Linked DNA regions of Mus musculus: region 2 is linked to region 1. A link is a loop called in an ENCODE intact Hi-C map of the cell type or tissue named here. Cell type or tissue: heart. All regions are shown on one strand.

Evidence for each region. A loop is a pair of places that touch in the nucleus more often than their neighbours do. Peaks named below come from ENCODE experiments on the same cell type or tissue, not always from the same donor. Only the 100,000 strongest peaks of a DNase experiment are listed, where the experiment ranks them.
Region 2: a loop joins it to region 1, with 2.5 times the contacts of the local background. A loop is called at or near these places in 1 of 42 quality-filtered maps.

What each region holds. Positions count from the first base shown.
Region 1 is chr7:24,900,380-24,908,379 of GRCm38, reverse strand. It overlaps Cd79a (CD79A antigen (immunoglobulin-associated alpha)), which reads right to left. Exons shown (of 5, transcript NM_007655.4): 4 at 7,079-7,147; 5 at 6,522-6,949. The coding sequence ends at 6,836. Arhgef1 (Rho guanine nucleotide exchange factor (GEF) 1) reads right to left here and starts at 5,394. Exons shown (of 30, transcript NM_001130151.1): 1 at 5,252-5,394; 2 at 623-664; 3 at 446-526; 4 at 1-69. The coding sequence starts at 646. In heart, CTCF peaks have their summits at 3,212 and 4,074; DNase peaks (open chromatin) are centred at 3,228, 4,059, 5,289, 6,309 and 1 weaker place; H3K4me3 peaks cover 3,938 bases; H3K27ac peaks cover 4,917 bases.
Region 2 is chr7:25,216,698-25,224,697 of GRCm38, reverse strand. Dedd2 (death effector domain-containing DNA binding protein 2) reads left to right here and starts at 4,839. Exons shown (of 5, transcript NM_207677.3): 1 at 4,839-4,934; 2 at 5,531-5,897; 3 at 7,031-7,153. The coding sequence starts at 5,570. Zfp526 (zinc finger protein 526) reads right to left here and starts at 3,273. Exons shown (of 3, transcript NM_175436.5): 1 at 3,194-3,273; 2 at 491-583; 3 at 1-397. The coding sequence starts at 380. Mir7048 (microRNA 7048) reads left to right here and starts at 6,973; the gene lies at 6,973-7,030. In heart, a CTCF peak has its summit at 5,718; DNase peaks (open chromatin) are centred at 3,327, 4,027, 4,737, 5,527 and 1 weaker place; H3K4me3 peaks cover 5,032 bases; H3K27ac peaks cover 3,785 bases.

The sequences.
Region 1 (8,000 bases):
CATGAGGTGGGCAGGGCGGCGCTTCACTTGCTCTAGGCTCTGGAACTGGCTGTTTTGATCTTCTGAGTTCTGGAGGGTGGGGACAAGGGAGCTGAGTGCCAAGGGGAAAGAAGGGACATCCAAGGCTTGCCCTACCCAGTTTCTTGCACCTCTCAATGGTTTCACGACAGGGAAATGGGGGTGGATGGGCCTATGCTACAACCCAGACAGTAAGGACAAGAAGTTGGGAAGAAGGGATAAGACTTGATGTTCCTGAGCCGGTCCTGAGAAGGGATGTGAGTCAAATGGGGGAGGGGTGGTGATAAACTGGGGTTAGAGTGAGATGGGTGGGACTACTGTAGACAGTTACACATGGGGTGAGAGATGATAATGTGAGCAGGGAGGACACATCCCAGGACGGAGAACTGGGTCCTTGGTGGACACTCTCCCACCCCACCCTGCTTACCGCCTCCAGCTCGTTCTCAAAATCCTCATCCTCCGCCCCGATGATGATGGACACCAGGCCAGACCGGGGAGGCCCTGGGGCCTGCAAGGGGACACATGGTTTCAATTCACAGGGCTCCCTACCTCACAGAGCACCAGACCTCCCTCACCTTGGCTCAGATCTTCTCCCCGCACTCACCGCCCCTCCGGCGACTTCTCCCATCTCCAGGACTCCGCCGGGCTGCGGAGAGGAGGAGCAGTTAGGGGTGGGGAGGAAGTGCCCGAGGCTGGGCAGTTACTCACAGATTCCTGGCCCAGGTGCGGAAGGTGAGTAAACACCCCCACCCCCCAGCCTCCTAAGCTCAATGGAGCCTCTGTGTGGCGACAAAGAGCTCTTCTCAGCCCAGCTGAGGCGGAGAGACCAAGCGGGGTGGGCGTGTGCTGGAGGCCAGGAGCATGGGTCCATGGGTGGGCTGGGTGGCTGTGGGTAAAACCACTAATTTGGGTCACTAAAGAAGGAAGGACCAGGGACCCAGAAGGCTGGCTAGCCCTCAAGGGGGAGGGACTTTGGCACAAGCAAAATTAAAAGCACAGCCCTTAGGAGAAGGTAGGAAGAGTAGGGGAAGGTGATACACTGTGATCTGTGGCGGGCCTGGGCCAGGATGTTGCCTCTGAACCCACCAGCCCCATTTCCTGTGACAGGAAATGTCAATGGTGAACCCCCAACCTCCAACGCCCTCTACACGAGAAAACAAAACCGAGTCCCTCTCTGTCAGACACACTGAGCTCTTGGGCCCCATGGTTCCCTACAGTTCCCAGCTTTGGTCCCTGAAAGATGATGGAGGAGGTGGGGCTCAGCAGCCTGCCCTCAGGGGCATGCTGCTCCCCTTCAATATGAATCCGGGACTCCACCTCTCCTCCCAGACCTACCTCATCCTTCCTATCACCTCTGCTGGCCCCTCCTCTGCCTCCCTATCTCTCCTCCCCCACCCCAGGACAGCTGTCCTTCCACAGCTGGTGTTGGTTCGGTCCAGCTCCACACTGCATCTCTATCCTCTCTCCCCATCCCATCTTCCCTCTACTCTCCCTTTTCATCAGCATCTTCCAGACCCTAATTAGTCTGACTAATGCTGTGTGGATCAGTGTCAGGAGGGAAGGAATGGTGGAAAGAGTGTGGGGTGGACCAGTAGGGGGCGGGTCCCCACACCCCAAAGCTATTTATAACTCTGGCTGCCCGAGACCCGCCCTTCTCCCTCTTCCAGGAGCCTCCTCCCTAGCACTCAATGAACCGTTGCTATGATTCTGATTTCTGCCAAAGATGCTTTCTGTAGTGTCCAGAAGTCATGGCCGGGGGTTCCACCAAGCAGGCATCATTTGTACTCTTCCTCAGAAGCTGGATCTGTCCACCATAAAAGCTCAGCTAATGTCAAGATGTGAACACTGGTGAGCGTTTAATAAATACACTTGCCAACAAAGTCAGCTTATGAGAAACAAGCCCATCTAGTGCGTAAGAACTGTTCTGGGTATATCAGCTCAGTTTTTGCTTTTCTTTTTTCTAGACAGGATCTCACTCTGTAGACTGGCCTCAAGCTTGCGGGCATCCCCCTGTCTTGGTCTCTTGAGTTCTAGTATTATTGGAGAGAAGCACTCTGTCTAGTCCCATCAACTGCAATACCTCCCCAACTACAAGCACTCATCCCCTGAGAAACAAGATGCCTTCAAAAACCACCCTTTCCAGCCAGCCAGACCTTCTAGGTTAGAAGCCATGATCACAGACCAGGAACTCCCATGCTCATCTCAGTTAGCAGGAAATATACTCACCTGACAGACCCCAAAGGAGCCAAGGAGGGCTTGGGGATGTAGCTCAATGACAGAATGCTTGTTTGTCCTTCCTTCCTTCTATTCTCTCTCTCTCTCTCTCTCTCTCTCTCTCTCTCTCTCTCTCTTTCTTAGACAGGAGACAGGGTTTATCTGTGTAGCCCTGACTATCCTGGAACTCTGCAGAGCAGGCCAGCCTTGAATCAAGAGAGTCACTTGTCTCCTCCTTCCCAATGCTGGGATCAAAGGCGTGTGCCACCATACTGGCCTGTACACATCATTCAGAGTGGCCCCCGTAACTCTCACGCTTAAATCTTTATTAACTCCCCCCCCCAAGAAAAGAGAAGCCAAGGGAGGTACGAAATTTTAACAAATTGTCACCAGAAGACCCTGACTCTCTTGTTCACAGTTCACATGCATTGCCTCCACACTCCCCATCACAGTAATAAGGAACAATGGCTGACACTCACGTGTTCTCAGTATGTGTCAGACACAGCAAAGACAGCACACACAGGCTTAGTTTCTATGCAGGGTTCAGGGTCTGTCTACAGATGTTAATGAATTTAATCCTCTTACTGACCCAATGAGGCCAGCATTATTTTGGTTTGTTTTAGGAGAGGAGGGTGTCACTATTATTCTTATTGCTGATTTACAGGAGGGGGAAATTGAGGCATGGCTTATGAGAGTCAGAGCCAGGATTCAGGTTCAGGCAGTCTGGTTCCACAGTTTAAACATTCAGCACACAACACTGCTACACACACACACACACACACACACACACACACACTTTGACCTTGGAATACTAAAATGTGCATCTATTCTGAGATACATCAGGTCTGATGGTGCCTGGAAAGGTCATGTGGCTGCCGTGACTTCTGCAGACACCCAGGATGGACCCAGCAGCTCCAGAAACCTGGGCTCAAAGAGGATTTGAAAAGTAGACATAGGTAAAGCTGGCAAAATGAAGCAACTGACAAAGTCCACTACTGTCCGGCAGAGGGAGCATTTTGCACTTGAGGCTCTGGAGGTGGGGTGGACAGGGGAAGTCAGGGCAGGTTTAGGTCTATGCAGTGTGTGTGTGTGTGTGTGTGTGTGTGTGTGTGTGTGTGTATGTGTGTGTGTGTGTGTGGGGGGGTCCTGAAGAAGTAAACACATAAAGGCGCCTGGGTCCTAAGGGCTCACATTCAACAAGCCTTTGGACTGGATTATTTAGGTCTCCAAGAACTTCTGGGAGCCTTGAAAAAAACTACGAGGGCCCTGGAATGTATACAACCCCACATTCTATTTGACATATAGTGGGCCTCAAGAATCCAGAGAGATGGTGATTCTAAAGGGAAAACTAATGGTTTATGGGACCTCGATAGTGGTGTGTGGTGGGTTCTGTAGGGCCCTGCCTTGATCTATGAGAAGCCTATGCTTATGTTAAAAGCCAGGTCTCCGTGAAAGGCTTCCTGAAACCTGGAAGGTATGTGAGCTCTTATTGACCTATGTAACGTGGCGGGTCTTCACGAGCCCTAAATCTTACGTGGGACGTGGCTGATCTACAACAGGCGCTCACTAATTCTGCAGCGGTGGTGGTGTGGGTGGCAGGGAAGACGTGTGGGGTCAGGTTTCACGGCAACCAAGGGCTGCCTATCTCACCTGTCGGATGGGAAGAGAAGCAAGCCACTGCAGCCTCAGGAACCGAAGCCTCCGCGCTCGAGCTCCAGGTTCCCCCACCCGTGCCGCAGAGTCGCTCTAGCCGAGCCAGAGGCCGCCTTTGCGTCCAGCTCCACTCCTCCCTCCGGCCGCTCTAGCCCGCCTCCTACCGCTCTCCGGCCTCGGCAACTCCACTCCTCCTGCCGGCGGGTATCGCAATACACGGCGCCACGCTGGCCCGATAGGGCCGCTCTGGTCTGCCTTGGAGGACCCTTGTTTCCGTATTTCGACTGCCCCTGTCACTCTCCTGGGCCCCGCCCCCTTAGCAGGAGTGGTGCATGGTTCCATTGCCTGGTTAGGGCTCAATCTCGGAGAAACTTCAAGTCGCTCAGGTCCTAAGCACCTATCGGGACCTCACATGAGCTCTACCTCCCCAACTCGGACCTATTAAATTCCAAATGCTTGTATACCCTCTGTCACCACTGTCAACTCCTCCCGCTGTAATTGGAAAGAAAAAACAAAACAAAAACAGAACCCCCTCACATAGATAGACACACACACACACACACACACACACACACACACACAAACAAAAGCATAAAACACTCATGCGCTCGAGCATATATTTTCTTCTGATAGACTAACCTGCAAAATGCAATGACTTCCCTTTAGGCCTCAGTCTTCCCATCTGTTCAATGAGGATATGTTTCCGGTTCTCTCCCCTACAGCCATCTCCCAGAGTATAATTAATACCACAGAGAGGGTAAGGAAAAAAGCTTTCTGAGACGTGTTTAACGCTCTGTAAGTCTCGGCTTTAAAATGTACTGCAGAGATATTTGTTTATTTTAGGGAGCTCTAATCAAGCATCCATGATCGCAGGGACAGCTCTTTACAGGAAACAGCTTTGAGTTCAAGTCCCAGATGCTCTGTCCCTACGACAAGGCAGTCCGACTCCCTGGGCCTCAGTTTCCCTGCTGATAAATGAGTGTTATCGTTCTTCGCTGGGAGCCTGGATCTCTACCTACTTGTGCTCTCGACAAGTGCTCTCTCTCTCTCTCTCTCTCTCTCTCTGTTTTGTTTTGTTTTTTTTTTTTTTTTTCTTTTGAGGCAGGTTCATGCTAGGTCGCCCAAGCTAACCTCGAACTCATGGCAATCCTCCTGTCTCTGCTTCCCAACTCCTGGGATGACAGGCGGGCGCCAACGCGCCGGGTTTTCTCTTTGCTCTCTTTGACAGATGAGAAAACCGAGGCCAGAGAAAGGCGGCTGCAGGTTCACTGGGCGCACCCTGGGAGGCCCTCCGCGCCCGGTCCCCTCCCTGCTCCTCCCTGCGGCGGCTGGAGGAGGAGGCCGGGCGGGGCCAGGGACAGTGTACCTGGTGTCCGCGCGGGGAGGTGACCGGCGAGGCGCCCGAGGTCGGGCTCGGGGATCCCGGGCCCGGTGTCCCGACTCCGGCTTCCTGGCTCTGGCGGGCAGGAAGTCGGGGCGTTTTTCCGGAGCCCCCGCCCGCCGCCCCTCCCCGCTTCCTGCCCGCGCCCCGTGCCCGCCCGGCACCTCGGCTTCCTTCCCCTTCTCGCCGCCCGCGCGGCTCCTCCTTTCCCCGCGGGCGCGTCCCCACCCGGCCCCGCCCGGCTCCCCTTCGCCTTTGTCCGCCTCCGCCGCCCTCCCTGCTGTTGCCCAGCTCCTGCCCTGGCCCTTACTCTCTCTTTCTCTTAGTTTGCGACAAGGGCTCCCTATGTAGCCCTGGCTGGCCTCGAACTTGTTGTGTAAGGCGGGCTGGATTCGAACTCAGGTGTCTCTGCTTCTGGAGTAGAGAGATTAAAGCTAAAGGTGCGCGCCACCACCCTGATCTCTTTTTCGAAGCTCGAAGGCCTTCCTGCCCACAAGGTCAGGGGCCCATCCAGGCACTCCTTGCTTTCTGGCCTCTGTTGCTTCTCCCTGCTGCAGCTCCTCTGTGCCTTGATCACGCTGGGCCCATTTCTTGCTGTTGGCTGTCTCTCTCATGCTCTGAGATTTCAGGCTTTGTCCTTTCCTCAACTGTTATTATCAGGCCAGCCAGTTTGTGTCTGCTTCTTCCTTTGGCTATTTATCTCTGCATCCTTGTCTCTGGGGATCCCACTGAGTCTCCTCTTGGCCTCCTGTCTTTTAACAACCTGAGTCTGCTCTTCCCATCCCAATGACTGTCACACCACTCTAGCTCTCTCTGTCATCCCCCTCCCCCCGGTTCTTGACAGAAACTCTCCAAATCTGCCTTATGCAAGTGAACCCATGAGGGAATTAGGCCCCACTCCAGAAAATAATATCTTGTGTTCTCAGAGTTTAAATATAGGTAAAAATTTGGTAACACCCGGGCTGGTTCCCCCTTGCTTTGGGACATGAGGAGGGTGAGGCCCTATAAGGGAGATAAACCAGCATTTCAATTGGGGTGGGGACTTCCCCAAGAGACTTCCTGTTATTTTGGGGGGAGGGGGTTGGGGAAGACAGACAGCAAGAACTGTCTGGTCCCAGATCTCAGAAGTGGTCAGGTGAGAACTTGAACCTAGAATCCTGGGTCTGAGGGGGGAGGGGACTTGGGTTTTCTGCTCCTGGTTCCCTGGCAGTGTTGAGGAGCAGTCTACATGAGATCCATGACTCCTGCCAAGGGCTGCTTTGGGAAGGATTTATTATCACTTAAGTGGCCATGACAGATCTGGGAGGAGGGGGGGTGACACTAACGAGGCTGCTGTAATCAGCTCCCCTAGAGGCAGCGATTAAGGGCTCATTACCCACTAGAGAGGGAGCTGGACTTGGGGAAGGACAAGATTAGGTGGGAGAATAGGGTGGGGCAGCCTGGAGGCAAGGGTAGGCCACTCGAGTGGCTGGAGCAAGCACTGGGAAGGGGGGACTCCAGGGGAAGAGTGGGGAGGCAGGGATGCTGGAGTCAGACATATGGCAGGCAGGGAAGGGTGGGACATGTCAGTCATGGCTTTTCCAGCTGGGCATCTCCAATGTGGAGGTTGCCCACATCCTGGTAGGTGCCCTGGAGTCCCCTGGAGATGTCCTCATACATAGAACAGTCATCAAGGTTCAGGCCCTGCAGGGGTCAGAGAGGAGACATCAGTACCCTGACAGCTGGAGCCCCAGCGTCCAGTCAACTCCAGGGTGAGACTCAAGGCAGACACCACACCCCATGCACCCGACGCCTGCTGCAAACAGTGCTTACCTCATAGAGATTTTCATCTTCATAGTCATCTGGCATGTCCACCCCAAACTTCTCATTTTGCCACCGTTTCTACAGAAGGGGATGAAGTAGAAGCGACGTTTAGCAAGGAGGGAGGTGAAGGGTTTTTAGACTGTCTCCTACTAGCAAGTGCTTTATCAGAAAGAGTGAGGGATACTGTGCTCCCCACCATCAAGGCAGATCCCACCATCAGGATCTTGGCAGATTCTAGTCTCTGCCCCTCTCCTCTCTTTCTTTTTATGGGCCTCAAACTTTAAGCAATCTCCCTGTCTCAAGTGGACTGCTGCACCTCCCTGCCACTCCACTGATGCTCTGAGGATCTCTATCTAGCAAGAACTACCTGGGAACTCAGTACGTGGACCAGGCTGGCCTTGGCTCCCGAGAGATCCGCCTGCCTCTGCCTCCTGAGTGCTGCTAGGGTCAAAGCTGTGCACCACCATGCTAGCTCTCTACTGCTCCTCAATGACAAGCAGAACGGCGAGCAGGGAGTGAGTGGTGCTGGACATCTGTAATTCCAGTGCTTGGCAAACTGAGGCAGGAGGATTGGGAATTCCAGACCAATATGATCTATAGAGTGAGTTCTAGCCCAGCCTGAATTACATAGCAAAATGCTGTCTAACCCTCCCCACAAAAACAAAACAAAACACAAAACAAAAATTAAAACAAACAAAAATAAAACTGGTGGTGCCACCTGCCTGTAATTTCAGTGCTTGGAAGGTAAAGAGGAATCAGGCCAGCCATGGTGATATAGCAAGTTTGAGGCTAGCCTAGACTAATATCTAGCTTTAAAAAAATAAAATAAAATAAAGTAAAATAAAAACTGAAAGCAAAGAAAGTCCAGATGATAGCTCAAGCTGGTAAGTGTATTGCCATGCAAACCTGAGGATATGAATTTGGTGTGCGG
Region 2 (8,000 bases), 320 kb before region 1:
TGGTGGGCAAGGAGCTCGCTGGGAGAGAGGATGAGCTGGCTGCATTCACCACACTGGAAGGGTCCTTCCCCAGTGCTAGGCACTAGCTCAGGCTCCAGGCCTGCATCCTGGGTGGTCAGAGTCTCCTCCTCTGACATGGTGAGCAGGTGTTGTTCCTGGTGGGAGAGGACTTCCTCCAGGGTGTTGTAGAGGCTGCCACACTCCGAGCACATGAACTGGTGGTGCTGGAAGAAGAGGGACGAGGCAAGGGCCTCTCCAGAGGTCATCTCAGTCACTGCTGTCGCCATCTCTGCCAGCTCTCCTGACACAGCCGTTGAGATTTCCACTGCTCCTGATGATTGTGTTGGTATCTCAGCTGCCTCTGCCACCATCTCTGCCATTATGGGGAAGGCAGTGCCTGGAGAAAGAAGGGCAGAAGCCAGTGGCACACCAGGAACCCAAGGGGAGTGTAGGATGTCTCAGGTGTTCCCTAGCTCATTCCACTACTCACCAGTCTGTCAGTCAAGTTGTAGCTAAAGGTTTATGCCTCAGCCTTTCATGGTCTCACGTCTCTGAGTCTGTCGTAGCCACTATAGTCAGGTATCTGTAAGACAGTATGGACACCCTGCAGCCTGGCCTCTAACTCTGCCCTCTCAGAAGCCCACACACAAACATTCCCATTCCCTCTCCGTCTCTGAGCTTTCTGGCCCCTCAGCCTTTACCCATGCAAGTTCCTCTGTGTAACACCTTTCCTCCGCTCCTGTAGCCCCACAGCAAAGCATTTAAGGGAACAGCGGGGACTAGACTTCCCTCAGCTTGAGTCTGAGCTCTCCCACTTTACCTCCTCTCCCTTGAGATCAATTTTCTCACCGGTAAAATGGAACTAAAGTCAGACTGACCACAAGGCCTACGGCAGGCCAGGCACTTGGTTAACAAACACCAATGCTTGGGTTTGTTTGCAACCTAGGCTGGCCTCAAACTCACTGGGCAATAGAGGGTAGCTTTAGAGCGACCCTGCCTCAGCCTCCCCAGCAGTGGGATTCTGTATGTGTACTTCCACACTTAGCCCCAGGGATACAAAACTCTCCAACCTGACAGTCCAAGTCCTAGGCTTTTAGTCTGGTCTCAACCTAATCCAACCCCTTTCACACAACAGGAGCCTACAGTCCATTCCATGAACCCACCTTAAGCCTTCTGCTCCAAGACCTACAATTTAAGGAGATTTTATTTACTGTTATACTTTTTTTTTAATTGCGGGGGGTGGGGGGCTGGGGGGGAGCATGTGTGTGGAGTGAGATAACAATTTGCAGGATCTGGTTCTCCCACCATGGGGCTCTGGCGTCAAACTCAGGTCATCAGGCTCAGTGCCAATTGCTTTTACCCACTGAGCCACCTTATAGCCCTACCGCCACCATTTTTTGTCATTGTTTATGTTACTGTGTGCCTGCATGCATGAACACACGTCATGGCATACATGTAGCATACAGAGGACAACTTCATGGCATTCGGAGCCCATTCTTTCCTCCCAATGGTATATGGGTTCTGAGAATTGAACTGGGGTCATCAGGGCTGCAAGGCACACGCCTTTACCTCCTGGGCCAGCAAGATGGCCCGTTTTTGTTGTTGCTGTTGTTTGAGACAGATTTTCTCTGTGTGGCCCTGGACTGTCCTGGAACTCAGATCTGTAGACTGGGCTGGCCTTGAACTCACAGAGATTCACCAGCCTCTGCCTCCCAAGTGCTGGGGTTAGAGTTGTGCGCCGCCACTGCCTTGCTGGTTCTGTTTTGTAGAGACAGTCTATGTACAAAGGCTGGCCTTGACCTCACTCAGTATGTACACGGGGACGTCTGGTTCTCAGCCTTGTTTCTTCTGCCTCCCAAGTGCCATCGGCCACTTTCCTTACCTCTTTACTTGTGCTCATGCCAGGAGCATGGAGACTTTAGCTGGTAGCCCTGGCATACAGGCTGCTCATGTACTGCTCCCAGAGGGCAGGGATCTTAGCCTCTTCACCACCGAGGTGTTTCCAGTGCCAAGAAAGGTGCCCAGCACACAGTAAATACACAGACTCATTCAGTGACGAGTTAAGGCTCCCTATAGACGATGTCCTGGGACCTTAACCATCTCTGTGCACACTACATGTCTACCCATTTTATGCATTTCCATGATACATAGCCCAGTACAAGGCCCTGTTATTAGTTGATGACCAATAAACCATTTGCAGATAAATGACTTGCTAAATGCTCAGGAACCAAACTTTCCTTATCTACCAATTCCAAATACCCCATTAAGTGCGCTCTGTTTTGAAGCATCTCATCTTGTAACCCTGGCCTATCTGGAACTCACTATGTAGGGCAGACTGGCCTCAAACTCACAGAAATCTACCAGCTTCTCCCTCCCCAGTGCTGACATTGAAAGCGGGTGCCACTACACCTGCCTGGCTCCTCATTAAGTCCGAACCAGTCCATAAAGGATTTTCTTAGAAACAATCAAATGGGCTGGGGGTGGGGGAGGTTAGCATTCTGCCTTAGTTACAGCCTCACTGCCAAGACAGAACTCCCCTGGCTTGGATCAGAGCATGCTACATGGCTTGTAGCAGGTAAGGAGCGGATGCCCAAACTTTACAAAGTATGGATGAGCTCATACACAGAAAAACATGGTGCACAGGACCCAATCCTATGTGCTCTCTGAATTTCATCCAACTCAATCCTTCCAAAACTCACTTAACTTGCACACAATCCTAATAACACTGTCCTTCTAGAAAGTAGCACAGGTATCCCGAAATGGACACTTTTCCGCCTGCATTCTTTTCCCTCCCAGTCCTACACCGTGTCAGGGGGTAGGTGGAATTCAGCTAATACCTCTGTATACGGAAAGGAGATCTAAGCACCTACACCAGGGGCCTGAAAGTTCAACTTTCCCGCTACACTGCTTTTTTCCCTCCTACCAGATTCCTCTTCTCTGCAGCGTGAGAGCCCCCTGCAGGGGTGGGGTGTGCAAGCGAGCTCAAGCTGAGGCCAGCACAAGCAGGGGATCCAACGACGCCTCTAGGGCACACAGGAAGGAGCTGTCGATCATCCCGCGCTGCTCCAGCCCCAAGCGCAGGCCCCAAGGCTCTCCGACCCTGAGCGTACCCTTCCCTCTTCCTCCACTCTCTCCTTACACCCAGCGCTCTCTTCCCCGCCCGCCCTGCGGCGCCCTCACCCATCTCTCTTACCTCCAAGCAGCCCCTGCCGCTCTTGACACAGACCCTCCACTCCAGTAGTGTAGGACCCTTCACTATCCACGCCTCCCATTGGGCGGTGCTCTCAGGAGAGGCAGCCAATCAGAGCTGGTAGCGCAGGGCACGCGCCCTCGCGCCTGCGTGTTGGGAGTCAGGCGGGGCTCCGCGAGTTTCTCCACGCAGACACCAGTGCCCTGGAGGCGGTGTCCGGGACCAGGAGAGGCGCCTGCGCAGTTCTCCGGGGCCGCTCCTTTCCTGCTGTTTGAAAATTCAGCGGAGAAAAGTGTGCATCCTTATAGAGCGAGGTCGCACAAATGAACGTGGCGGTGCGAGACTTTGACAGGTGTTATCTCGTAGCAGAAGAGACTGAGCGTTTCTGACAGCGTAACTAAAAAGCCAGACACACTTGTACTTTTCCTGCGCCGCCTCAGTTTTTGCTTACGTGCAAAGTGGACTGGAATCGCATCTCCTGAAAGGTTGTTGAAGGCATTGAATTTTGTCATACACATAAAAATGTTCGGCTCGGGGCCTGATACACCGTAGTACTCACTATAGCCCACCCATCATAGAAGCTTTACCGTTTATAAATAGCTTTCCCCTTCCTCCCATTCTTTGTCTGATTCAATGATATTCACACAGAGAGCCCATACCGTGGACTCCACTGCCATCCGTTTCACAGGTGGAAAAGCTAAGGCCCAGAAAAGGGAAACAAACAGCCAGCATTGAGCCAGAGCCTCCCGCCCCTTAGGGAGACAATTCCGGGGGTGGAAACCAGTCCTAGAAGAGACCTGTCTTAGGCACGTGCTGGCCCTGACCTTGAGTCACCTAAGTGGGGGAGGAGGAGCGACCGTCACGCTCAAGGCCTCGTGTAGGGGACATGAAGACACCCTAGCCTCCACTTCTGTGACAGGATTGCTCTCATAGGTGCAGGTTAGGAGGGGCATCTGGGTGGCTCCAAGACTCAAGAGGGCTCAGAAGCGATTGTACAAAGGCTGTTCTAACCGTGGGTGTGGTGTCTATGATAGGAGGTGCTGATGGACGTCTTCGGAATGTGCTGCACACAGGGGGTGGCAAGGTCTATTGAGATTTGGGAAGAGGTATCATTCTGCTGCTTGCGACTGGAGAATTTATAAATTGGGGCTGGGGAGCTGTATGAGCAAGAATTTCCATGTAGGATCTGAGACAGCAGAGTTGAGTTGTAGGTTTCTGGTTGCCACCAGAATGGGGCATACTGTATTACAAGTCCTGATTATGAGCCTTGAGCGCTCCAGGGAGTCGGGACCCTCGTGACTGGTTTACTTTGCGCTGACAGCTGTTGGCACTGGTCATGTGGGTGTCTAGGACGTGATCAGGAGGAAGAGGTAGTCTGTGGGATGAGTAATTCCACCAGGTCGTGTCATAGGATTCAGGGGACACACACCGAGCCTGAAACCACCATCAAGAGCAAGACACAGCGAGGTTTTGCTCTTGCGCAAGCGCAGCAAGGGAGAGTCCGGACGCTTGGGTTAGGGGCGGATCTGGAGTCCTGGAAGGGGTGGAGCTTGAGGTCTGATTCTGCGCTTGCGCTGTAGGGGCGTGGCGGTCGCACCTGCGCGAGTTGGGCGAAAGAGGAGGAGCGAGGTGACGCAGGCGTAATAATAGAGAAGGTGCCAGAAAGATCCAAAACAAGTGGCTGCGGCCGTCGCCCAGAAGTCATCGGACGCTGGAATCTGGTGAGGATAAGAGAGGCCTAAAGGTGACTGGTGAAGGGTAGCTGGAACCACTTGGGTGCTCGGGTGAGGGCAGGATCGATCGCCCTTTCAGGGAGGGGGGGTCGGATTCAGACAGTACCACCTGTGTGGCGCTCAGGGTTGTCTTGGTCGGTCCCACTTGCAGGGGGCCGAGGGTCACTTTTGAAAGGTATCACTTGAGTGGGATGTTGGAGCTAGCAGGAAGGTACTAGTGGACAGAACCCGAGGGCTATGACCGGACATTTGCCATCCGAAGTCACCGGGCAGTGGACAAGGTGCCCTGCAATGGGCCATGTAGCTCATTCGAGCTGGTCGTCTAGGTCAGTCGGTGGCAAGTTCGAAACGTACTACTCAGAAAAGGGCATCTGGGCTTGGTCCTCCCGACAGTGATGTGGACCGGTGGGGTCTAGCGTTCGACCTGTTACTATGGGATCTCGGGCGATACCATTCCTGTCCGTGGGAGGGAGAGAGGTTGAGACCGTTGAGGGTGTGGGGGGCGACTCTGCCCGGAGACACCTTGCGGGGCCCACGCTCTGGCCTCTGTGGGCTTTGAGCCACTGTGTCGCTGACCACGACCTCCTCCCCGCCGTGTGGGTTCTAGGCCCTGGTTCTGAGCTTGTTCCGCACCCCTCCCCTGGGAATGGCGTTGTCCGGGTCGACCCCGGCCCCGAGCTGGGAGGAGGATGAGTGTTTGGATTACTACGGCATGCTGTCGCTTCACCGTATGTTCGAGGTAGTGGGCGGGCAGCTGACCGAGTGCGAACTGGAGCTCCTGGCCTTCCTGCTGGATGAGGCCCCCGGCGCCCCCGGCGGCCTGGCCCGCGCCCGCAGCGGCCTGGAGCTGCTTCTGGAGCTGGAACGCCGCGGGCAGTGCGACGAGAGCAACCTGCGGCTGCTGAGCCAACTCCTGCGCGTGCTAGCCCGTCACGACCTCCTGCCACATCTGGCGCGCAAGCGGCGCCGGCCAGGTAGGGTTTGAATAGGAAGTTGCAGAAACACCTTGCTCCCTCTGGGCCCCTGTACTTCCCTGATAAGGATATACAGTCTCCCCTATTTCACAGCGAGAAACTCAACAGTGAGAGGGTATGGCTTAGGTAGAAGTGAGCTTGTGGGATTCGGCCATATCAGTAATGATTGTGGCCACTGTTTGTGGAACTTTTTATGCCAGGAAGAGACAAACCTTTCATAGGAAAGGTTTCATAGGCACTGTCACCTGACAGCCCTCCCCCGCCCCCAGGGAAAACAACAGGTTCAGAGACGCTGGGTACCTTGCAGCATGTGAGGCTACAGAGAAGTTACAGCCAAGATGCCAACTCCACGAAACTTGTATTAGTGGAGAAGTCAATTAATAGTAAATAAGGAACTTAGCTTTGGATATGGTCGTAGAGAGGGATAGAGTACCCCCAGAATGAGGAGAGGTAACAACAAAGGAATACTTTCCTAAGAAGGTGGCGTTTGAAATGGGGTGGGGGGCATGAAAATGTGTCACACGCAAAGTATATGTAGCAAGGATTCAAACCTGCCTGGCCTGTCTCCAGGGTTGAGGCCCTTGATTCTGGGGTACAAAGGGAGGAGCTAGGAGGGGAGGAGTCAGGTGCCAGGAGCCTGTAGGTGTGCTGTTGGGCTCTTTCTTGAGAGATACAGTGCAGAGGTTGGGAAGGGGGGAATTATGAGTTTTTCTGTCCCACAATAAGCCTGTGGGATTTGTGTAAGCAGAGGGGCACCTCTAGGAATAGGCTGTCTGCTTTTAGAAAAAATACTGTCTTGAGTGTCACCCTCAAGAAGCAGAGAGCCCTGCTTATATATCATGGGGCTCCAGAGTGAGCTGGAGATGGGGGCAAGTGCTATTACAGGGACCTGGGCTACTGAAAGAGGAACCCTGGCAGCTGGAGCTGTTGACACGGGTTGAACCGCCCCATGAGTACTCTGTCCTGGGAGGCCTTTGAACAACCTCTGGGCGGGAGGTGCTTGAGGAAGCGTGGGTATTTGGGTGTGACCTCTGAGCGGCTGGGTCAGGCATCCCGTGGCTGGGCACTCTTCCTAGGATGCGGGGCTGAGAGGTGAGGAAGCCGAGATAGCTTCTTCCATTCTCTTTCCCCAGTGTCCCCTGAGCGATACAGCTATGGCAATCCCAGCTCTTCTTCCAAGAGGACAGAGGACAGTTGCCGGCGTCGGCGACAGGCGAGCAGTTCTTCGGACTCTCCTCAGAGTCAGTGGGACACAGGTGAGTCTGTCCTGTGACTAATGTCCTACATCCTGGTCCATCAAGGAAATGGCCCGAAGGGTTTTGTATTTTGCGGTGTGCCTGTGTTTATTATTGCTATCGGAGGAAGGAAAAGCATGTGTCCTGAAGCAACAGGGTTGTGTCACAGGGACTCATTCAGATAGCATCAGGCTGCCTGTGACCCAGCAGTCATGGCTGGATATATTGCTAAGGCTTATTTTATGATGGATGCCTTTAACTTGTTAAATTATTGTATTCTAGTCAGTGTATACACACATGCACATCCCTATTTTTTTGTTTGTTTGTTTGTTTGTTTGTTTTTCAAAACAGGGTTTCTCTGTATAGCCCTGGCTGACCTGGAACTCACTCTGTAGACCAGGCTGGCCTTGAACTCAGAAATCCACCTGCCTCTGCCTTCTGAGTGCTGGGATTAAAGGCGTGTGCTGTCACTGCCCGGCCACATCCCTGAATTTTTTTTTATTTTTATTTTTTTATTTTTTTAAGAAAGAGCAGAAGGAAGGAAGGAGAGAGAGAGAGCGAGCACAATTTTTTTTTTTTTTTTTTTTTTTTTTTTTTGGTTTTTCAAGACAGGGTTTCTCTGTATAGCTCTGGCTGTCCTGGAACTCACTTTGTAGACCAGGCTGGCCTGGAACTCAGAAATCCGCCTGCCTGTGCCTCCCAAGTGCTGGGATTAAAGGCGTGCTTCACCACGCCCGGCTCGAGTGCAATTTTTTAAAAGATTTATTTTATATATATAAGTAAACTCAGGACCTCTGGAAGAGCAGTCAGTGCTCTTAACCGCTGAGCCATCTCTCCACCCCCTACCCCCCACCCCCTGATTTTTAAT